Regions from separate parts of the Mus musculus genome. Here region 1 is linked to region 2. A link is a loop called in an ENCODE intact Hi-C map of the cell type or tissue named here. Cell type or tissue: heart. All regions are shown on one strand. Links, peaks and the distances in the headings refer to the core of each region. The heading gives the core; the rest is flanking DNA.

Region 1 (12,920 bases), core at 1,609-9,608, 170 kb after region 2:
ACTACTAACCTGTAAAAATAAAACTAGTCTACTTAACTTGACAAGATTTTGATTTTTAAAAGTCAGAAAACATGGATAACAAGCAAAATATTCTATTAGTTATGAAAATAGGACTATAAAAAGGATACAGCATCCATAGCTATGAGATGAAACCTTCTATTTCTTGCTTCTTCCCTGTTTAAAAAAGAAGTTTAGGTAAATTCAAATGCCCATATTTTATTAACATAATGAAACCCACAGGTTATGAGATTATAAAAGAGCTTAACGCAAAGGCTGTCCGTCATAGCACCAAAGCGCCACACCTGTCGAGCAAGTCTGCGGCGACTTGTTTATGGGCCACCTTTCCATGCCTTTCTTTTTGAAACGGTTTTGTAAGCAGCAACTCATCTTCGACTGTCCTGGTGTAGTAAAAAAAAAAAGTGTTAAAAGTTAATTTTTCTTGAAGGATGCTGTCTAACTCTTCCCATGTTTGTGACAGCTCGACAGGTATTCTGCCAGTGACCTCTGCCTCAGCTGTCTTAGGAAGGCAGAGCCTTGCTGGAAGAAGTGGATCACTGCAGATGGATTGACATTTTATAACCCGGCCTCACTTTATATCTGCTCTCGGCCTCCTGACTGTAGACACAATGTGACCAGCTACTTCATGCCCCTGCCTCCATAGGAACCCCTTCTCACTGTACCCCTTCTTAAATCTTGACCAAAAGCAAATCTTTCAGTTTCTTCTTGTCGGGTAACAGGCTCACAACTAGAAAAGTAACTAACATGAAATAAGGACTTAACTTTAAAATGGGTCTCTGATCTTTAATGAAACATTTTGCTTCTTCATTTTATTTACTACTTATAAAATGGAAAAGATAAGAGAAAATGGCTAGTTCTTAGCAGCAGGTTCCTAGCTCAGTTCCTGACTTGATCATTTACCACCCTAAGTTATTTACCTCTAAAGGAGAGATAATGAAGATTTAACAGGTAAAAAATATGGAAAGGAAAGTTTGACTATAGAGGACACTGACCACAGACAAACAGCCTTACTGATATGGATACATAGAACCCTAGACCACAGTACCCAACTAAATCTGCTCAAATTCTATTCATAAATCATTTCTTTTGAGGGAGGATCCTCACTAGCCCAAGATAGCCCGGAAATCACTACACAAGCAAGGATAAACCTGAATTCCTGATGCTCCTTAATCTGCCTCTAAAGGGCATGTGTCACTTTTCTTTGTTTTACACAGCACTGGGGACTGAACCTGGGCGTCCTATATCCTAGGCAAGCATTCCACTAACTTAGTTACACCCCCCCCCCCCAGACCAGAAAGCAATGTTTCTTAATGAAAATCTAAAAAAAAAAAAACAACACAGGGCTGGAGAGATGGCTCAGTGGTTAAGGGCACTGATTGCTCTTCCAGAGGTTCTGAGTCCAATTTCCAGCAACTACATAGTGGCTCACAACAATCTGTAATAGGATCCAATGCCCTCTTCTGGTGTGTCTGAAGACAGTTACAGTGTACTCATATAAACAACATAAGTAAATCTTTTAAAAGAAAGAAAGAAAGGAAGGAAGGAAGGAAGGAAGGAAGGAAGGAAGGAAGGAAGAAAAAAAGAAAGAAAGAAAGAAAGAAATCTAAAAAACATACATTGCTATAATTATTACTATTCTTCTGTTATTGATAAAGACTGCCGATTTTATAAAATGTTCATTCCTAGTTAGTGATAACACATCAGTCTCACTATGGGATAATAAACCAACTTCTCTAAGTCCTGCTACTACGAATCAAGCCCTCCTGTTACTACATACCATGACATTTCAAAGCACTGAAAGCTAAGGACAATGGCCCTAAACACAGCAATTTTGTGAAGATGTAGCCTCCAGCTGGACATGCAGTTCATACCTGGAACCCCAGCACTTTCAAAGCTAAACCAAGAAGACTGTGTCTTAGGACAGCCTGGGCTATATAGGGAATTCCAGGATAGCCTGAACTAAATAATAAAACTGTCTCAGGAAACAAAAATGACAACAACAACAAAAATGTGTCCTCTTTGTGAAGCCCAGGCTTTGTATGCTAGAGGATCTTGGTCTTGCCAACTCTGACCTGCTCATTCAAGTCAACATTACAACTGTTCTGAATTACAATTCATCCTCCACGAGCACCTCACTGGGAAGACAAACAGCAACCAAGCCTCCTTTAAGCTGTGACATTTGCAGACACACAGTCTTAACAAATGAAAAAGCAAACAACAAAAAACAAAACAAAACAAAAAAAAAAAACATGCAATAGAGAAATCTTTCCTTTTCCCTCTATCCCTTTCAATAAACTCCTTCACAACAAAACTTCATTTTCCCCACAACTACCTCCAAACTGAAATCCATTTATTACAGTGCAATGAATAAACCCTCACTTGCTACAGCAGTTGTTTCCATATGCAAAGTCAATCCAAACCCTTTCCAGGATTTAGTTATACTTCATGTCCGTCTAGAAACAGTGTGAACTATGGATCAACAGACTTACTTCTTCCTCTTTTTGCTGGAGCCTCCGCCTTGCTCATCGTCACTAAAATCAGAGTCATAGCCTCCATGCCCATGCATCTGCAAAGGAGTGCGAGGTCAGCCGTGCGGACCCGAGCTGCCAAATACTCAGGAAACACAAGACTGAGAGTTAAGTGATCTTAAACAGCCACAAGCTTTACAAGTCATGCTGGGCAGATCATGGTCTCTGGTCTACGCAGCCACCTAACACTTTAATCCCTTTGAAATAAGAAGAATAAGGACATTAGTCACTGGCCTTCCAGTGAAACCTAAGCCTGGATATTGCAAAGCGACTCCATGCAAGGGACAACAGTGCATCACTTTTATTTGTGCCACACACCCCACACCCCCTAGAGATGTTTCAGCCACAGACAGACCACTGGAGGAAAATACAAATTATTGCTTAGTACTTCAACTATACCTTCTACATTGTAGCTATGCCTAACTGTGCAAATACCATTACACTTATCTACAGTAATAATTGCAACAACATGCTATATACGTTCATAGTCTAGAAAGATACTAGTTTGGGGGCTGTCTGTAGTAGAGGTGTTTGATGGCTGTACCATTGTAGAAGCATACTCTCTGCTGTTTGAACAATGAAGGAGCTGCAGAAATGTATTTAAGTGTCTCTCTTATTAAGCACTGGGTGACTATATTATTACTTTGTCATAGACACAGTGATAAGCACTTTTATAAAGCTTATGATTTTTCAAGTTAAAAATAAGTACTTGCATTTTAGGAATGAAAATGTAGTTAAACTAATCTACTTGATTCTTAAGGCCCCAGTTTCAACAATCTCTTGGGAATATTAGGCACAACTTGCCAGAATTAGTGTTTGTAAACAGTACATTATCAACTGATTAAATTTTTTTTCCTTAATTTTTAAGCATGAGTTTTAGCTGAGGTCTCCTTAAGCTAAGTTTCCTTACCCCTAGGCTTAGTCAGTCTTATTATTTTCCGATGGATAGTCTTGGAATTGCTGAAAAGCTTCAGCTGTCAGTTGTGCCTGAAAAGGCATCTGACTCCAGCATTACACAGAGTTTGGAACACACATGAGCAAGGGTACAGATGATTTTACTACTGTATATCATCAATAGTCAACTCCTGCAGCTGAAAGGAGCCAGTCCAGGTCAAGTGATAATATTTTTCAGCTTTGGTATTTGTGTCAGTAAGTGTACAGAATTCGTAACACACATTAATAGGGGTAAAGGTGGGTTGCAATCTTTATTGCTGAAAGGACCCAGTCCAGGTAAAGAGACATTAACTTTAGCATCTGTGTTGGCAAGTACAGCTAGGATAGCCAGTGTCTGCGTTCTTGACTACCTTCTGTTTGTCATTCTGTTAAATAAGGTAGCTATGTCAAATCATTAAATTCTGTGAGTCTCTGCAACTCCATTTTCAAACTTGGGCGTGTGAGTATATACCTCTCTTCCTTATCCCACCAAATGCTAAAGAGAAGGCAACAGCCAAGCTTTGGAGACATAGGTTTGCAAGCCACAGTTCTTCCTGACCGACAGCTATCATTGCCTTATACACCTAGACGTCACACCTTTTAGCAGATCTCATCAAGGCTGTTCAAATTCTACTACCCTCTAATCCATCCTCACGTGCTTCATATATTGATGGTGGAAAACCGCAGTGTGGAGCCTGGAGCAGTTGCAGAATCTAAGGTCTGGCTGGCACAGACGCGTCTCCTACTTCCCCACTTATGTAAAGGTTAACATAGAGGTTATGTAAAGAAGCCCAAACCTCAAGCTTACATAGTTTGGGGACGGTACCTAGTACAGGAAGACCTGAAACTAGTAGAACCTGGAACTAGTAGATCATCTTGACCCCTCATTCCAGACACCTCTTCTCTGCTCCGACGCCACATTTCTTTTTATCTCGGGCAGCTTCATCCATCCCTTGAGCTATCTTAACCCAGTAGCTTCACTAAAAAGCTCTCACTCAAATCATGCTATCAACTGACTGGAATTAAGAAAATCTCGAGAATAGGGCATCTGCTGCCTCCCGAATCTGTCAAAATAAAAATGAGACTCAACTACTAAGAACCAGTTTCAAAGTCCTCTCTGAGATCAAACACGCCCACGGCCCTCCTTACACACCCCTTCCCTTCCGCTCTTCTCTGTCTGGCAAGTTCGCCCCCAAGAGTCCTGACAGCTGCAGCGACGAGCCACGGCCTCAGCGAGCCGCTGCAGGTCCGCGCCGGTCCTCCAGAGCCACGCAGCGCCGCCGCCCGCGCCACTGTCACCGCACGCTGCACGCCTGGCCCTACGGGTACCGGCTGGGAACCGCTTCCGGCCCGGCTCAGAGGCGTGTCACATCGATAAGACACCGTTCTCCGGCGCGCCGACTCTGTGCTGCAGCCAGAATGGCTCGGGGGTAAACAAAGACGGCGGAAGAAAAGGCCCGGAAGAGGAAGCAGAGGCTCCCTGCTTTGGTCCCTCATTTTTCCTTTGGGCCATCTCCTTTTTCCTCTAGGGAATCCAATATGTAGTACAATGTGGCACTGCCCAGCCCACGTCCTTCATTGGAAAATGTATATTGCTATAGAGAAAAACCCCGCCTGTCACCTGCGGTCCTCTCTCTAGTAACCTTAGTAACGCCTCCACCGAGCATCCTCGCCCAGCCAGCAGCTCAGCCTCAGATCTGCCTTATCACCCCCTCTTTTTCCCCTACGAAAACAGTGCTCATAATTAGAACAGAAATAGCTTCCCCGCGTTCCGCCACCCACACAATAGATACTGTTCCAAAGGCAGTGCTGGCGGCTGAAGAGATCGAGTTGGCAAGGAAAAGAAGAAATGGGGAATGAAAAAGATTTCACAGGGTCGCAGATTCTACGCCAATAAGCAACCTAGCACACGCAGAAAGGGCATCCAATATAAAATTTAAGGAAAAAAAAAAAAAAAAAAAACACCTCAGGCAGCCAGAATTAAATTATTTTAAGCTCCACTGGGTTGTTCCTGCATTGTGTTTGCCCTACACCGTGACGTCCCATTCCTCTTTCCACTGGGTACAGATCTTGCTTCTCTTCAATACCAGCAGTTATTCATCTCGCACTCCGCAGCCAACACTGTGCCTTTGAAATCACAGGAGCTACTAAAACATTTGCTGAACAGAACTGGCATGCTTCTCACTTTTACAGCGGGTCCATGTTAAGGAAGAACTCTGAATCTTAATACACGTTCATTTTAAATCTTTTATCCTAACCAGTAGATAACAATATCCCTGTCAATCAGTTCAAGACTTTTTTTATTCCTGGCAGCAAATCATAGATACACCCTGATTTACATAGAGCAGCGATTGCAATCTTGTTAATTACAAAATTATAAATTTATGCATTTCAAGGTGCATTTGAATTATACTACAATAAAAATGTTTCCTTTAAAAATGTAAATAGGAAACCTCATAATTTAATATTATTAAAGTATTGAGTTAATTTGTCAAGCAGTCAATTTTTATAGATATCTAAAAACCAAATACTTTGTCCTTTTATCACTAATAAGAACTCCTGTAGCCTAAATGAAACTCTTGTATACCAATATTTGACATGCATTAGCATTTTTGTTCCTTTTTAAAAAACATCTTTTATCTATTAACTTCTTTTTAGTTTTCCAACAACCCTGTGCTGCTGTTGTAGGCCCTGCATTTAAATTTTTTAAAGATGTTGCTTCTGTGTCATATGTGTGTGCCTGCTTCTCCATGTCACATTACACATGGAGGACAGAAGACGGTGTGGTAAGCCCTGGAACAAGCGTGACAGAGTGGTGTGGGTACTGGGAGCCGAACCCTGGCCCTGGGAAAGAGCAGCAAGCCTCTCCACAGCTTTGCCAGCTATGGGGGTTTGAAGGAGAATGGGCCCCATAGATTCAGATGCTTGACTGCTTGCTCCTCATTTATTGAAACTCAAAGCCCAGAGGCCCAGTGAATGGATGGATGGATAGACAGACAGACAGACAGATAGATATGACGTGTGTGTGTGTGTGTGTGTGTGTGTGTGTGTGTGTGTATCCAGTTATATATATGTATCCGTACCCCTATCCTATAACTTGTGGATCAGGATGTGTGCTCCCAGCTACTGGTCCAGCATCATGCCTGCCTGCTACCAAGCTTGCTAACCATGATGGCCATGAACTCACCCTCCAAAACTGTAAGCAGGCCTCCAATTAAATGTTGTCTTTTATAAGTTGCTTTGCTCGTGGTGTCTCCTCACAGCAATAGAATCGTAACACACCATCTCTTCAACACATGCTTTGCTTTACGCATAAGAGAGATATGCACAGACCTTGACCCCACAGGTCCATGAGGGTTTGGAGCTCGGCAGCACTTTCCTTTTATACAATTCAGCTCCTACCTCTCAGTTCATGATTCTACGGGGAGTAGCTGCTGCATTGATGTGTGTTTCTATTTTCCATTCATTCAAAGGTTTCCATTTTTTGCTTTGAGGTCAGCAGCTACTGGAGACATTAAATACAAAGTATATGCTATAGATAGATAACATAATCTGAATTTGAATCAACACAGGACAGAAAACTTACCTGATGAAAAACTCTCAAGTAAGCGATTACAATTCAATATTAAAAGACACAAACACCCATTAAGAACATGCTTTGGGTGGATCAGTCATTGGAATTACAAACATGTAAAAATCACTTCTTTATCTCAGAGACAAATCAGTTTAAAAGACAGAGCATATAAAATAGTAAAATCAATGTATTCTATCATATACCATAAGTATATGGCATATGGAAACCTATGGGTTCCAGGCTTTAAGATATGTTATCGATAATTACAAAAAAATGCAATAATATATTGATGCTCAAAGCAACAAAATGCTATGGTGGCATTAGATAAGGGCCAGAGATGGATGGCGATGGCCATAAAATATCAAGCCATGCTTTCAATACATGTTCTGTTATCCTTTAGGTCTGAACACACTTTATTTTCCCAAAATGATCACATGAATATTTTTTCATTAAGGTTGATACAACATTAATATTTCTCCATGGTAACCTGATATCTGCATCTCTGCCCCAGCTGTCAAGGCTCTACAGAAATAATGCTGAGAGGCTTCGAAGCTGCATGTGACAGATGATGCAGCTTCTGCCTGACCCTTTCTGTCTTCTTGATGGTAAATAGTAGTACAGACAGACCCAAGCCATCTTCACTGAGTCCGACCCACACTGCAGATTTATGCAAATTAAATGCTGCTTCAAGCAACAAACTCTTGGGGTGGTTTGGTCTATGCTGTAAATTGAGATCCCAGAAAACCAAAAAACAACTGCCCATGTTAATCATTCTACAAGGTCAATTGACTGATTACAATTTCAATTTATGGTAAGTCAAAATGTTGCAGATCCAATGTCAAACATCTTGGGCTATCTTTAACCCTTTAAATAACCATTTATTACCCGACTGTGTGTGATCTAAGATTCTTGCAAAGATTAGATAAGTCCTTTTGGAAAGGACAAAGATCTACCTTTCCCAACCCTTGGTGAAAAATGTTATCAGATGGCATCTAAGGCCTATAACAGATTCCCCAACTTGGCTATAACCCACCTACCTCATGTTTTCATCTGTATTAGTCAGGGTTCTCTTGAGAAACTATATATGTGTGTGTGTGTGTGTGTGTGTGTGTGTGTGTGTGTGTGTGTGTATGTGTGTATATATATACACACACACACATACATATACATATACACATCCATATACATATATATGGATTCCTGAAAGTTAGTGGAGCAATTAGACTAACTACCTGTAAGAGCCAAGAGTTGCACTGTCTCAAACTAAAGGTGGAAGGCTCCTAAGGACCAACATCTGGGGTGTCCTCTGACTGCTGCATACATGCTGACATGCCCACAGGTTCATACCCACAAAAGTACACATATGTAAATATTGTTAAACAAGACAAAGTACTATCATTCATATTTTACAGACAAGAAAGAAGATTTAGAGAAATTAACTTTCCCAAAGTCATGAGCATGTAAATGGTCCCAAATACATTTGACTCTGAGTTCAGGGTTTCTGTTTAATATTTCTACTGCCTTTCAATAGGCCGATGGCAGTTGTGATATTTGGGCAAATTGGGAGCTATTTTTTTTAAGGAGAAAAGTAACCAAATAACTTGAGAAAGAGTTTAGTAAAATGTGGTAACGGCTTTAGAAGGAATCAGACTTGAGCTATAATTTAAATGTAGATATTAAATGTTAAAGGATGTGGGAAGGGGGATAATAATCAAGACAGTGTACTTTCAGGAAAAGACTTGAGGTAGAAATAGCTATGACTTGTTTAGAGGAACATGAGGGGGTGACTTCACTGAGAGTAGAATTTAAAGGAGTAGTGAAGGTAAGGCCACAGAGAGAACTTGAGGCCGATTTGGAATGTTCTTGAATACTAAATTTTGGCATTTGGTTAGTGATAAAGGAGAGTTATAAAATAGAGGTGTCAATATGGATGGACAAGAGTGTGAGAATCCGCTCAGATGTTGCATTTAAAGGGTTCAGCTTTGAAAAGGAGACATTGTGCGCAGTGCTTTGGTAGTATATTATCCCTTTAATAGACTGGCTGGAGGCAGGAGGGACAGTAGGGAGTTCATCAGAACAGATGGCAGGCAGTGGGAAATGAGAGAAATGGTTTAATAGCTGAAGGAATACATGGTAGAAGTTGTGGCTAATTAAGTATAAAGGATGAGGGAATGGAGAAAAATGAAAGATGTTTCTAAAGCTGGAAAGATTGAAGGATTGTAAGCATCCCTGTGGAAGACAAGAGGATTACTTAAAACAAAAACAAAACACTTTCTTGGAGAAGTAATAAGTTTGCTTTGGAGGGAATTTGAAACTTTAGCAAATCACACAAAAAGATTAAAATACCTCTTCTGTAAAAAAAAAACCTTTAATATTTGTATACTTAAGTTAAGACATTCTCTACCTCTTTGTTCTTTCCTAAAGATTTTTAAATTCATTTTTATTTTAGATGCATGAGTTTATTTGCCTGCATGTATATCAAATGCATGCAGTGACCATGGAGGCCAGAAGGGGGCGGCAGAACTCTTGGCACTGGAGTTACAGACAGTTGGGATCTGCCATGTGAGTGCTGGGAACCAAACCCAGATTCACAGCTAGAGCACTCTATGCTCTTTACCACTGAGCCGACTCTTCAGCTTGTCTTTTTTCTTTTTCTTTTTCTTTTTTTTTTTAATTAGCTCTTCTTTCTAGCTCTCTCCTAACAACATAATATCATCACTGTCCCCCCCCCCCCCCATCAAAAGCTTCTCCAACGTCAGAGTCAACTAGAATTTCCCTGAAGTCATGTTCCTGCCACTCACAAGCTAGAGAACTCTGGGCAAATTATTTCCTTACCTATAAAATAGGATAATACAAGTATCTATATTACTGTGACTGATTAAGTTTAAGATGAAGTGATTCCTGAGCAATGATGACTTATTCTTAGTGACTATAATAAATGCTACTTGCAAAAAGAATCAAATACCAACGGAATAAGTTCAACTATTAACTACTTCTCAAGTATCCCAAGACCAATACACATATAGTCCTGTGGTTAACAGCATAGGATTAAATATGGTCTGGCTAATAAATAGTTCCGAGTCAACAGAATAGAATAATATTGTGTGAGAAGTTTTCTGGGAAAACATGATACTCATCCCTGCTATTCATTCCAGATAAGGGATCAATGACAGACCAAAGGAACAATACCATCAAAGTCCAACTCAGAGAACTATTAACAGAGTTTATCAGAGTCACTTACAGGAGCATGGCGAGGGTTACTTACAGGAGCACAGACAACCCACAGGCACTGCATCTAAAAAAGCTTACCCAGTATGAGTGATAACTCATGAAAACAAGCACCCTGAAGCTCTCTGCACAACTTACAGGCAGCTCAGGAGGTGAGAGTTCCCTCTTCTTAGCAGTAACAACCTTAAGGAGAGAGAGACCTTGAGAGCCTGGTAAGTTTCAGGGACTTCTTGAGACTTGGGAGTTGTTTACTGCCTGAATCTTAACAAGCCTTTCTTTGGAACTTACAGAGACTTGGGAGTTCCTCTCCAGGATGCAATATTTTAATTTGGAGGAAATTGGGGTTGAGAGATGGCTCAGTGGTTAAGAATACATATATACTGCCCTTACAATAGACCTGAGTTCAGTTCCCAGCACCCACATCAGGCTACAGTAATCTGCCGGTAACCACAGTTCCAAGGGTTCCAGTGCCCCCCTCTGGTCTCCTCCCACACCTGCTACCACATGTACATAATTATATACATAATCAAGAAGAAAATAAACCTTTAAAAGTAAGTAGAAATTGTTCAGTTTGAGAGTGATTGCTGCACAACATATGGTTTAAAAAGTGCGGCTTGATCCCTACCTTACACCACACACAAGTCAGTTCTAAATAAAACAGAAAAACATCTTGATGGTATTTTTAAATATTTTTCTCTTAGAGCCAGAAGGACTCAAATAGAGTGCATAAGAAGGCATAAATAAGTTAAGACTTCTGTTTCCTTTTGGTATAGCATTGGAAATGTAAATGAGCTAAATACCTAATAAAAATGGAAAAAAAAAAGACTTCTGTTTCATTTAGAAGATTTTATTAAGAAAATGAAAAGTTAAGTTACAGGGTGGAGAAAAAGAGATGTATATATTCAAATAAATGCATGCATACACACACAACGTTTATATGAGTGTGTATACATAGCTAATACATTAAAAAACATATTTTAATACCATTATACTAGGGTATACAAAGATGCCAGAGAGGCTAAAAGCACTTGCTGATTATGCAGAATTCAGGTTTGATTCCCAGCACCCACATGTCAGATCACAAACGTCTGTAACTCCACGTCTCAGAGATCTAGTGCCATCTCTTGCCTCTGTGGGCACTTCATATATGTGATATACAGACATGCATGCATGCAGGAAAAACTCTGTACAAATAAAAATTTTAAACATCTGAAAGCATTGAAAGAATGTATTACACTAAAAGTCGACTCTCGGTAGGAAAAAAAAAAAAATGGCAAAAGGTTTGAAGGATCCATCCACAGAAGACACCAAAAGCCAATGCAGATGCAGCAAGGCACCTACATTTACTGTTATTGGACAAACACAGGCTGTGAACACAGAGCACATGATTGCACACCGGAGGGGATAAAGGAGAAGACAGCTGATCCCGTGGTGGTGAAGATGTGCTCTGACCTTAACTTGTGCACGCTGGTGCTGAGGCTTGGGAAGGGCGCTGAGTAACACCGACTAATGCTAAACACGCATATCAATGTCTCATCTGTTTGATTCTTTAACAGCAAGTGTTCATAGTCACAGAAAGACCTGAACTAGAATATTTATAGCAAATCTATTCCTAAGGAAGAAAGCTAGAAGCAATCCAAGTTAAAGTACTTGGAGAGTTTGGTTTAAGTACACAGTAGACTACTATACATTAGATAGATAGATAGATAGATAGATAGATAGATAGATAGATAGATAGATAGATAGATAAAAACCACCTTGAACAAACTATAACTAAACACCACAATGTGGATCAAGAGCAAAAGCAAACAAATGTGATGCCCATGTGAAGAATGCATATGCCAATTAACTACATTTAGTCCTTCCACGTTGTAAGTATATATCTCAAAGCAATATGCTGTGAGAGTAAGTAGATATAAATTTTATGCAGCAATTTGTAAAAACAAAAAACAAAAAGCAAAAAACAAAAAAAAACACAAACAAACAAACAAACAAAAAATGAATGTCCCAATCCTGCTGTAAGTTATTGGTGGGTTCTAAGGAACAAAACTAGAAAGGGAAGAAGACGTGAGGAGAGAGCTCTGGGAATGGGAATGGTCTAACCTGGTGTTCATGGTGTGAGTGGCTCTTTTACAGCTATGATTTATATACTTTCATATATATGTGTTGTAGCTGGTGAAGACTAATTATTAAATTATTAATTAAACGTTAATTTAATCGAAAGGTTTATTATTGAATTATTAATTAGAACTATTAATATGCATTTATAATATGTGATGTGTAATAATATGTGCATATGTATATATGTGTGTGTGTATGTATATCTATGTCTGTGGCTCTTAAAAACTTTAACTGGAAATGTAAATTTTGTTAAAGCAATTTCAAGCATGAATAAACAGATGGGACAGATTGGAGAGTGGAGAGTGGATAGGTAGAATTTAGTGGGCCCTCACAAATCACATCACACAAATGCCCACATAGTCAAAACCAAACATCCTGTAGGCAGCCGGGACAGAGACTCTGTGAATGTCGAGAAAACAGGGCCTTGAACGTTGCAGAATTGGCTTGTACTTCACAAGCCCAGATCTTGAAGGTATCTAAGGAACCACCACAGTAAAGCTCAGCCTTTGGATAGAGAA
Region 2 (12,292 bases), core at 4,037-12,036:
TAAAGACAATGACTCCTCCTCTCCTTGAATCTATCAGTAGCAACAGGTCGATCAAGGACAAGTAGGGCTTCCTGAGTCATTCTCCATCCTGGCTGGCTGATAAAGTTTTGTTCTTATGCAGACCCGGTACATTCACCTGCACTTACTGAGAGTTCCTGAGTAGAATGGCTGTGTCATGCACAAGGGACTGAATTTCAAGATGTTGCTTCAAGGAATACTCCAGAACACACACCTGGATATGAGGTTACAGATGTGGACAGTCTCCAGGGACACTGCACTGAGTTTCACATGTTAAGTGACCCTTGGACATGAGCTGGATACACTAGAGGATGTCTTCTACTTGTGTTATAACAACAATTGCCCACTTTAAGTTAGGAGGAAAACCCTGAATTCTCTGGCAAGCAGTGGAAGGTAGAGTGAAAATTTGCCCCCTCCCATGGGATGATAGATTAGATAGATGTACCACCAAATTCCAGAAGAACCAGATCCTATCCACAGCATCCCAGAGAACACATCATTTCCAAAGACATCAAGAACACACTGGTAGAGATGTATTCTCGTCCCAGAATTTTTCTTTTGTGTAGGCCAGGGCTAAAGATGGAGATTCTGTGTCTTCAAGTTTCTATTGCTCTGATAAAGCACCATGATCAAAAGCAACCTGTGGAGGAAAGGGTTTATTTCATCTTACTCATTATACTGAGAAGTCTGGGCAGACACTTGAAGGCAGGAACTGATGAGAGTTCATGGAGGGGTGCTACTTACTGGCTTGTTCAGCTTTCTTTTTGTATCTTCCAGGACCTAGGGATGGTACCACAGTGAGCTGGGCCCTTCCACATCAATCACCAATCAAGAAAATGTCCTATTTTCTTTGTGTGAAGTTGACAAAAACCACCAACCATTCTGTTACAGAACTGGGCTAATAACCATGAGGATGACAAAACCCCCAGAAAAACCAATCACAGGGGGTGCTGCATAAATCTCAGGAGCCATATGTGAGGAATTATCATAATAAGCATCTGGGCTGTAGTCGCAGGCAGAGAATACACACAGAGCCACAGCAGCATTCCTAGAAAACAGCATCTCAGAACAGAAAAGATGGATGGCAAACAAGTGTTCTATTCAGTGTTGGCCAGATACTTCCCTCATGGTTGCCAGGCACTGAATATGGTCCCCAAAGAAAGATCAGGTCTCTAAGAAGGACTTCCTGTTTCCAGAGTAGGTGTTCGTGAGAATGACTTCTCTAGGTCATCCCTCAGTGATGGACTGTTACCTGGAAGTGTAGGAGAAATACACTCTTTTTCTCCCCAAGTTGCATTTTGGTCATAGTGTTTTATCACAGGCAGCATACATCCTAACTAAGACACTGGATATTTCATTATAATTGACATGTTTTGGTCATTGATATAAGCACAACATGGACTTGATCACTGGAATGAAAGCTTTGGCGGCTGTGAGAATCCTTTCCCCAAAACACTCCTTAATAAAAGTCTGGAATGAATTGATGAATGAACTGTGAACTTTCAGACTGTTCAGGGCTAAAAATACATAAGGTATGAAGCCATGAAGAGAAGTGAAGGAAACCTAACTATTACTAAGTAAAAGAAGCCAATCTGAAAAGGCTAAGTGCTTCATGATTTCAAGGATATAAACTTCTGCAAAAGGCAAAACGATGGGACAATGAAAAAACAAACAAAAAACAGTGATTTCCAGGAGTTGGGGGGATAAAAGGAGCAATAAACAGGCAGAGCACAGAGAACTCTGAGGACAGTGGAACTACAGTATTCTCTATGGCGTTATCACACTCAGTACATGTCTGTCTGCACTTGTCCAAACCCATAGGATATACACCAAGAGCAAGTCCTAATGGGAACTCTGGACTTTGGAGACCAATGATGTGTGAATGAATTCATTAATTATAACTAATACAAATTGTGGTGTGTGTGATTGGGGGGGGCGAAGTGTTAGGCAGCAGAGTGAATATGATTTTGCTGTGGTTCTAAAACTATTCTAAAAATAAAGCCTACTTTAAAATGACACATGAATAAAGCAAAGGAATGCCTGCCTCACTGGTAAGGAATTTTTCACATTAATAAAATGTTAATTTTCTAAGAATTCATGGTTAGGTATTCAAGTTGTAGAGAAGTCCCAAGTACATGCAACAACCACAAGGAGTCACAGACTATCATGCGACTCAAAATCAATCCAATGTCTTGGCATCGTTGTTTTAAATTTTCTTAAATTTCTACAAGAGAAATATTATCTTAAATATGGCTTAAGGTACATCAAGCATATTTGATAAGATGCATCCAATTTGAACCTGTAAAATTGTTAAATAAGCCATGAGAAGGATCAATTCCCAAGCTCTGAGCATTAATTTCCTGGATTCCTGGATTCTGTCATTCGGCACTGAGAATCCTGAAGGAAGGCAAGGAGGATTCAGGGTCAGACTGCAGAAGGAGCTTGAGTCCTGTTTCCCAGAGAAGAGTTTGAAAGGGGAACACTGGGAGGGACGGGCAGCTGCAGGGATCTGTGCTGGAGGTGGGGAGTGCGCTCAGAGAACTTGTTGGTCAATCAACTCCAGTATGGCATCACAAGGGCTCATGAAGAGTGTGTGCATGTGTGTTGAAAATGCAATTGATTGCACACGTGGGTATGCATGCATGCATGCGTGCGTGTGTGTGTGTGTGTGTGTGTGTGTGTGTGTGTGTGTGTGTGTGCGCGTGAGTGCTTCTCATTGCTATGATTTAACAGACATGTAACTGAGCTGGGGGAAGGATACTCTAGGCAGAATGGATGATGAGGGTATGAGGTTGAGGAAACAGAGAGAAAGGGGACGGAAGAAAGGAACCAGGATGGGGCTGGTGAGATGGCTCAGTGGGTAAGAGCACCCACCCGACTGCTCTTCCGAAGGTCCAGAGTTCAAATCCCAGCAACCACATGGTGGCTCACAACCATCCGTAACGAGATCTGACTCCCTCTTCTGGAGTGTCTGAAGACAGCTACAGTGTATTTACATAAAATAATAAATAAATCTTTAAAAAAAAAAAAGAAAGAAAGGAACCAGGATAAAATATAAGATGTACTTGCTCCAACCAGGCTGCTTCCTACATTTCACTACCTCTCAGTAATGTCATATCACAAATTCATTTAGACGATTCAGCCATTGATTAAATCAGAGGCTTCGTGACCTGACTGTCTCTAGAAACCTCACCTCACAGACACACACCTTACACCTTGCCCATGTTCAGTCAAGTGGGCACTCAAACTGTCACAGACAGGGATAACTCACTGGCAAGATGTGAATATGAACATGTGCTTTGGAGACCCCAGAGGTTACAAAAGGAAATTCATGTATTTATTCTTCTACCCCATCAGATGTGGCATCCTCATGTCACCTCTGCCACCTCTCTTCCTGTCACCTCTGACTCGGTGGCAGCCTCCTCAGTGAGCTATTCTTGCCCCAACTGCTTCAATACAGCCATTATTTTATCCTAAAAACAAACCTATAGGTAGGTTCTCTTCTCACTGTATGTAGCCTCCCCCAGCCTTGAAACAGGCTGATTCAGACTTTGCTGCCACTGAATATGAGGTCACCTGGGGTGTAGCCTTCAAACTTAGATGGCTATATTGTTATGTCAACTACCACTGCTCTTCTATGAGACTCTGCTACCTGCTGAGAGACATTCCGAAGACACATCATATCTTGCACTTCACTTCGCCTACAGGCTGGCTCCAGACACCAAGAATGGACTGGCTTCCCCCTTTATAAGCACAGTCTCTTAGTAAACTCGTGGGCCTTGATCAGAGAAAAATTGTCTTGGCTTCATCATTCTTTTCTTGCAGTCTAAGTCTCTTTCATCCCCAGCCTGCCTTCCAGAAATACCCGGTTCATGTAGACCACAGGCCGGCTTACAACAGATGAAGGTGTAACAGCATGAAATAACTGGCTAAATTTACATAAATAGCAGAGCTGAGTTCCCAACCCAGGACTTGACTTGGTACATATCACAAGGTGCTTTGTCTTTACCCACACATCCTAGAACATATGCACTCAACCCTTAATGCCATTAAGATATGCATACTGGGCTAAGAATGTTCCCCACATTTATGTCAACCTGGAATGTCACCTTTTTTGTAAACAGTCTTTTCAGTTGAAACCGTGTCAAGATGAGGTTCTGCTGGATTAAACGGTCCCTAAATTCAATATGACCAGTGTCTTTATAAGAAGGACATCTGCACATAGAGCATGTGGGAGAATGCTATATGAAAAGAGGTTGAGTTGTACGACACATCTCCAAGTCAAGGAATGGAAGAGTTGTCAGAAATCACTAAACCCAGGGAAAGTGGGAGAGAAAGGGGAGCTGGCAGACTCAATAACCTTGACCTTGGTTCTAGACCTCCAGCCTCCAGTACTATGAGAGAATGGGTTTCTGTTGAGTCTCACAGTAATTTGTTGTGACATCACAGAAATTTAATATGGTACTTTTGTTCCCCTGGTGGGGTGTTTTGAATGAAAATGACCCCCATAAGCTCATAGGGAGTGGTGTTATGAGGAGGTGTGGCTTTACTGGAGTGGGTGTGGTCTTGTTAGAAGAAGTATGTCTCTAGGGATGGGCTTTGAGGTTTCAGTTGTAGAACTCTCAGCTACCTCTCCAGCTCCAAGCCTGCCTGCATGCTGCCAGGCTTCCTGTCATGCTGATAATGGACTAAACCTCTGAACTACAAGCCAGCCCCAATAAGAGTTGCCAAGGTCATGGCGTCTCATCACAATAGATATCCCAAATAAGATACCTGGATACCCTTAGCTCACAAGATCTTTGTGCCTGATGTTCACTTGCTTCCTAGTACAAGCAGGCAAGAATGATCATTAGAATTAGAACCTATTTCTTTTGGTTTCCAAAATGACTGAAGACCAACAGCTCTTTAGGAGTTCCCTAGGACTCCAGAACCAGATTGGGACAGTTGAGACATCCAGTCTCATGGATTGGACAGCTCTGATCAGAAGTCACACTGATTATTTTTTGAGCAAAACTCTCTGCCCATCTATTCCTTAGCTGGAATATTCCGCACATCTGCCTCATTATTTCCAACACCTATCATTTAAGAAAATTCTGCATTCATCTCTGTCAGTAGCCTTAGGCCTGTCCCGAACACTGGGGAGAAGAGACACAGAGAGCAAAATGTTCAGAGGAACAGAAAGAAAATCTGGGGGGAAAAATTACAGATACAAGGAACAAAATAGTAGGGACATTAAAGAGAATTTAGCCAGAGAAAGTAAAGATAGAGCGAGCTATAATATCTGATTTCAATTCCAGTTTCTCAGTTTCTTAGGAATGTGTTACCTAACAGCATGGCATCTATGCATGGTTTATTTTAAGACCTGTTTGATAATGTATTTGTACAGAAATCATTTCAGGTAACTAAAATGCACTTTTGTATTAAAATGGTATTCTTTACTAGCTTAATGATAGGGTTCTGCACAATGAGTATTATTTTTAAGTAACTTCGTGCAGTTGTCCTTCAGTATACATGAGGTATTAATTAGTTCTATATTCCACCACAGATACATCCACACATGCTCAATGCTTGAGCATTTCACACTTAAATGAAATCAAACAGTATTTGCATGTAAATTCTACACATTCCCTTCTAAGTCACCTTGAGATTGCTTATAATATCCACAATGATGATAATACTGTGTGGATAGTTACTGTGCTATGTTGTTTAGGGAATAATGACAATGAAGAAATCCTGTATATATTCAATACACATTTTTTCTTTGCTCAAATATCTTTTATTCTATAATTGATTGAATCTATGAGTATGAAATCCTCGAAGAAGGTCAACCAACTGTAAAATAGTATTTAATTTTTTTTTCTTCTTTTTAAGATGTGCTTGGCAGTGACTGAGTCTACACAGAAGTTAGGGGGAGATAAAGTATATCAGAACATTTGGCTGTTGTCGCTATTCAGGATACTTGGGGAAGCTAAGAATCTGATAGGAATGAACATGGCCTTTGCTGAGAAAGTATTAGTCAAGAACTTGGGAGATGGCTCAATCTGTAAAGTGCTTGCTCTGCATGTATAAGGATCTGAGTTTGATCCCTAGAACCTATATAAATGAACCAGGCATGGTGTCATGCACTTGCAATCCCAATGCCGCTCTGGGAAGATAGAGCAGGGATCCCTGGGGCTCACTGGCCAGCCAGACTAGCCTAAGTTCAAATCCCCAGACAAGACAAAGTGGATGGAAAAGCACCTTTGACATCTGTGTTCATGGGTACACATAATCAAAAGTGTGAGTACACACACATACACACACACTCCAAAAGAAATCTCTCTTTCCCCTTCCCCCACTTCTATCTTTTTCTACTAGGGATCAAACCCAAGGCCTCACGCACAGGCAGGTGTTCTATCAGTGAGCAATAAACCCCAACCAATATTGTAAAAAATAAACCTACAGGGGGAAAAAGACACATTGTAATAAATAATATCCTTTATTATATGCATACCAGTGCTGTTCTGTAGGAATGTAACATGAGTCACATTCACCATTTTGGATTTTCCTTTAAAAATAAACATACTAGGTAAGACAGATTTCCATGTTTTATTTTAGCTAGTCAACCCAGAATATTATGGTTTTTAATATGTAAGAATACAAAGCATATTAGATCTCAACTTGAACACAAAGTCTTCATCAGAAGTGTTTGATCTATATTTAGATGTTGTAGTCTTTAGAACCCAAAGGATATGTGTATGCCTTTTAAATCACATTTATTCAGTGAGTGTGTATGTGTGTGTGTGTGTGCATGTGTGTGTTTTAAGGGACAACTTAAGGAGTCAGTACTCTTTTCTACTATGCAGATCCTGAGAGTCAAACTCAGTCAGTCAGACTTGGTGGCCTGAGCCTTTACTAACTGAACCCTCTCAAGAGCTCCTCTACCCAAGTTTTTCAAATATACTTACAGTTTTTCTACTAACAGAACTAGCTGTCTGTTCAAAAGCAAAATTAAGTACAACTTAGAGCTCAGTTTCTCACTCACAGCAGCCACAGTTCAAGCAGACATCAGTCAAATGTGGCCAGCGCTGCCATACTGGACAGAACAGAGGAAGTTTTCCGTCATGGCAGAATGTTCTATTAGCCATGCAGGTCTATTAGCAGGCAGGGTCCTGTGGACTCATGAAAGGCCCCTTGGAAGCTAGAACTCTTTAGATCACACCAGCCTCCTGGTTTCCAATTAGTAAGTCTAAAAACCATTGACACTGTTTCCTAAGGAGAAAATGAGCTCTCCTGCTAAGATAAAGACATTCCCGTTTTTCTCCTTACATGAATAAAGACGAGTCTTGAATCCTCACCCTAGAATATCCCTGAGTGAACTGTCAGTATCACCTGGACAATGAGATCTCCATGAGATGCTATCGAAACAGCTAGCAGCTTGAAGCTTCACGACTGTGCCTGTCTATAAAGAGCAAACACTGACGTCTAGATCCAACATTGGCTTTTACAAATAATCCAAGCCTCCCAGTGAACCTCCTGGCTATGCCTCTCCCTTACTAGTCCTTATTCATTGCAGCTTCCACAAGAACCAAGGTTCTGGAGGGCAGATGTAGAACTGCAGTGAACTTCCCTACCCTTCCTCTGTGCTCTACTATTTAAGGAACCCTCCCCTGCCCCTGGTGTGTGTGTGTGTGTGTGTGTGTGTGTGTGTGTGTGTGTGTGTGTGTGTGTGTGTGTTGGAGATCGTGCATGCATATAAGATCCTCCTACTTGATTCCAATTTTGCTTCTTATATAGTCTGGGCAGTGAATATTCACATCCTGACTTCATGTTGACAAACTTTCTCCCACCCCTAATCACTCCCATATGACACTTTAACACACAAATAAGAAGAAAGCCAAAACTGCTTCTTGGGAATAAAAACATGCATAATACCCCCATTTCTGCATATTCCATACTGCACTCTCCAGAATTAGCTGCCCACTGAAATTTACCTTTTGTCGAACACCTGCTCATTGAAGTTAGCTAAAAACATAGTCCCTCCCCTTCCTCCCTTGTCTCAGGTTATGAGAGGTCAATTTCCTGGAGTTGATGCTTGCCAGAAAAGCTGACCTCAGCAATAACCAGACATTTTAATTTTAATCAACACAAAAGTGTTGAACTGAACACCTCACGGCTCTACATAAAGAAGGTAAGATGTGCAGAACCAGGACACCAGAACAGGCTGCTCTTTGGAACACGGGGTCACCCAGGCTCCACCTGTTTGGGGCCCACATACCCCAAAAAACACCCACATGCCCTGAAAAACAGGGCAAAAGGGAAAGATGGACATTGAAACGCAAAAGCCTGCTTGCCGCCTTCTAGTGTGCCACCTTGTGGTTAATAAGACTATTCCTTTCTCCATCTGTTTCTCCGTTCATACTTCAGGCGGGAGGACTGTGTAAATAGAGAATTCCAGTATCTTGGATTGCCATCTTCCTGCTTTAAACAAATAAAACAAACTGAAATTCCTTACATGGTTTCTCATCCACTAGATTCAGTAACAAATGGATTTGTTGTCTTTTACTTAACAGTGCCTAACTACATTTGTTAAACTCTAGCCCTCGCAGCCACACTACCAGATGGTTATCTGCATCCTGGTATAGATCAGGAAACTGAGGCTCAAGGAAGTGAAATGTTCTCAAGGCCACACATCTATTAAGAGGCATTCAGGATTTTAACCCTTGTACTACATACATTACCTTCATAGGATGCTTTGCTACTGATTTTTTTCGCTGTAAACTTCTGGTATGCCTAGGCTAAGTCTAAGAACGACACGCCATAAGCAATTGTTTGCTTCAAGTTCTCAAGACGCTAATCAAGACCCTGATGTGACCGATAAAGACCAATAAAGACACATCTGCCTGTAGGGCAGCAATCTGGAATCGCTGCTGGGGCTCACAATCTCGGTTTTCAAACTGGGAGTTTATCAGCTCCCTACAGCTTCGTTCCCCATTGCTCCGCCCCTGAGTTTGACAGGGTAAATGAGTGGCCCGCCCGGAAGACTAGGAGGTTGTGCTCTACCTCACAAAGAGAAATTGGTTCCCAAAGAACATAGACCAGTCAGTCCCAGGCGAGGGTCACAGAGCTTGTCCTATGGATAACAGCAGGGTCCGAACACACAGAGAAAAGCAAGCAGGCCCAGATTGAACTGGTCCTCCGACTCTGTCCTTGGCTCCGCCTCCACCACGCCCACACTCCCGCACACCCACACCCACACCCACACCATCACACCCGCCTCATTTCACACCACGTTTCCACAGACACCCTCTATCTTCACAAGGTCCTTCTCTGACCCGGCCGGCACGGATTGTAGCTCCCGTCAGGCTCTATGTCTTGCTCGCCCTTACCTTCCCCACTCTGCCCCTACCCGTCTGCCCGGCTAGTTTCGATCCCCTCCCTCTGATTCCAGAGCCGGTCTTCGCCCCGCCTGCCGTCGGGTTCCAGACCTTGCCCCGCCCCTCCTCTGGCTCTAGACTCCGCCTTTGCCCCGCCCTCAGGCTCCTGGGCCCTCCCTCTCTCCTCCATCCTCAGATTCCAGCCTTCACTCAGATTGCAGGCCCCGCCCTCTCCCGCCTTTCCTCAGATTGCAGACCCCGCCCTCTCCCGCCCGTCCTCTGATTGCAGACCCCGCCCTTCGCCAAGCCGGCAGTGACGTGACCCGCCCTACAGCCGCGGGATTCAAACTCCCGGAAGCGGTGTCCTGGTTGATAAGTGGTCTGCGGCGGCGACGCGAGCGCTGTGTTTGTCTCAGGTAGTGAGTGGTCCCGGCCTCGGCCGGGGAGGGAGGGGAGGACAGCCGGGGCTCGTTAGCCCCTGGGCAGGACTAGACCTCCCGGGAGGAGCGCTGGTGAGCAGATCACGCCGCAGGACTCCGTCTCCCCTGGCTGGAATCGCTGGAACACATGCTGGCTCCCTGAGAGACCCCGCGCTGCGTTCCTGTCGACCGCCGGCCCGCAGGCCATCCTTTCGGCTCCTTTGAACTTGGCGGTATTATCACTTTCTTAACAGAGAGGTTACCGCGAGGCCAGTGACCTGAGCCAGGTCTCTCAGGTCTCCAGTGCGGTCAGCCTTTGCTTAGCAAGCGCTTCTCTTTGCAGTTTTTTATTTTCCTGCCTCTTTCCTGACCCCTCGTAGATTTGGGAGATTTACTGAACGGAAATGCTTCTTTAGACTCCTGACCAGAATGACTTAGGTCCCTTCAGTCGAGTCAGAGATTTCCAAGCAGCTGCCTTTAAGCTCTTGTATGCCCCCCCCCCCAAAAAAAAATCAAAACACAGTTCTTTTGAACAGTTGTTGATTGAAAAAGAAAATGTTGTGAGCAGATAGTACTGACTGCTAGCTTGTGTATGTATGGTGAGTTCTGTGTCCCATATTAAATTTAAGAGAGCACATCCTGAAGGAGATTCCACTAGGACTGGGTAGGGACGTTCCCGAGTAGAAGAACTTTAAAAAAAAAAAAAAAAGAACTTTATGATCGATTGGAATAGAAAATACTGGGAAAGGAAAGACTAGGTGAGAGCAGGATTGAGATGAGGAGGAGTGTGTGCTGGGTCAGCCTAGACAAGAGTCAAGAACACTAAGTTTTTAGGAATCCTCTCCAAAAGTTAGGATGCAAATGTCCTGAGGGTATTTTCAAACTGTTAAGTCCTCCTTCTGACGTCAGCAGAAGCCCAGGGAGAAACGTTTGTGGTAGCAGGTTCCTAAAACACGTTAACTGTGCATTTGCCTCGGCAGATTGTACTAGCAATTTTACTTGGTATTTGTCAAGATAGTGGGCAAAACCAGGTTGAATGCATTAATACAGATTTCGTTCAAGTTTGTTTATGCAGTTCTATTATTTTTAGGCTGATTTTATACAGGACAACCTCACACTCACCGCCCTAAGTAGATTTTCTTGTAGTGGTAGCTTTTATGACTATTAGTATTAATTACAGTTTAAGAATATGTGAATCTCCTTTTCTTTTGTTGTATTGCTGTTGCCTGCTACACTGTTCTGAAAGCTTCCTAGCATCCGAGACTCTATGTTGTTTCTTCTTCTTTCTGTTGCTTTAGCCAGCTTATATCCAGTCCCGATTAGGTTACCTGGTAAAAAGGCTTTGTAGTAATAGTCTGTGATTTGTTTAAACAGTTTTGTGCAGCTAGGCTGCCTTCAGTCTATGCAAATGAGGCTGGCCGTGAACTCCTGCCCATCCTGCCTCTACTTCCTGAGTGCTAGGATTATTAGCCTGTATCACCATAGCTTTGTAGTAACAGTTGAATGAAGGAAGGTCTTATCTTCCTTTCAATTCCATGATCACCTTGCCTTCATTTTTATCTCAGGACATATGAGAAAAATGGTTTTATTAAATCTCTTAATGGAGAGCTATTTTTTACATTATTTATATATACAGTGTATTTTACTACACATCTGCCTGCCTAGAGTTTGTATTCTACATTTGCTTCTAAACTCTCATCTAGTACTATTAGCAGATGTGAAACTTGGCCTAACTTCATTTGCCCATTCATTTCTTTCACCCCCCCCCAATCTCTGAGAATTACACCTCTTTTTCTATAAATGTCTTGTGTTGGATTTTCTCACTTCTTCCTGCCATACGCTCTAAAACGAATAAGATAGAGTTCTGTAGCCTCCCCCAGCCTTGAAGCAGGCTGATTCAGACTTTGCTGCCACTGAATATGAGGTCACCTGGGGTGTAGCCTTCGACTTAGATGGCTATATTATGTCAACTACAGATGCTCTTCTCTGAGACTCTGCTACCTGCTGAGAGAACCTTGAGACATCCCGGAGACACATCCTATCCTGCATGTCGCCTACTTGTCTTGGCTTCATCATTCTTTTCTCAAAGTCTAAGTCTCTTTCAGCCCCACCCTGCCTTCCAGAAATACCCGGTTCATGTAGGCCTCGGGCGACTTACATCAGAGTTCAACTACACATACCTTCTAAAGCAGAGAGCACACGTTGAGTTCATGACTATAAACTCAGAATTAGAGTTTTTATTCTTGAGTATGATATCACCTTGAAAGTGGAAGGCCTGGGGACCCTTCCACTGATTGTAAACCAAAACTTTCTGTTAATTTACAGGTGCCTGTAAACCTATAACCTGGGAGGCTGAAGCAGGAGGCCTGTGAGTTCGGTGCCACCCAAGTTACGTAGTGAGTTCCAGACTCTCCTGGGCTGCCTTGAGAGATCTGTTCGCAAATATCAGCAAAAACAAGTATGCAAATTATATTTCTAGAAGGTAGATATTTCCCTTGT

What was found. Hi-C counts contacts between places; a loop is a spot of excess contacts. Peaks named below come from ENCODE experiments on the same cell type or tissue, not always from the same donor. Only the 100,000 strongest peaks of a DNase experiment are listed, where the experiment ranks them.
Region 1: it touches region 2 in a loop (2.3-fold over the local background); 3 of 42 quality-filtered maps call a loop at or near these places.

Annotation. Positions count from the first base shown.
Region 1 is chr19:38,219,330-38,232,249 of GRCm38, forward strand. It overlaps Fra10ac1 (FRA10AC1 homolog (human)), which reads right to left and starts at 4,823. Exons shown (of 14, transcript NM_001081075.2): 1 at 4,633-4,823; 2 at 2,508-2,584; 3 at 303-398; 4 at 129-174. The coding sequence starts at 2,584. In heart, for the core only: CTCF peaks have their summits at 4,728 and 9,563 (motif pointing right); a DNase peak (open chromatin) is centred at 4,802; H3K4me3 peaks cover 2,167 bases; H3K27ac peaks cover 1,567 bases.
Region 2 is chr19:38,045,292-38,057,583 of GRCm38, forward strand. Cep55 (centrosomal protein 55) reads left to right here and starts at 9,750. Exons shown (of 10, transcript NM_001164362.2): 1 at 9,750-10,026; 2 at 12,119-12,275. In heart, for the core only: a CTCF peak has its summit at 8,373 (motif pointing left); a DNase peak (open chromatin) is centred at 9,570; H3K4me3 peaks cover 2,758 bases; H3K27ac peaks cover 1,921 bases.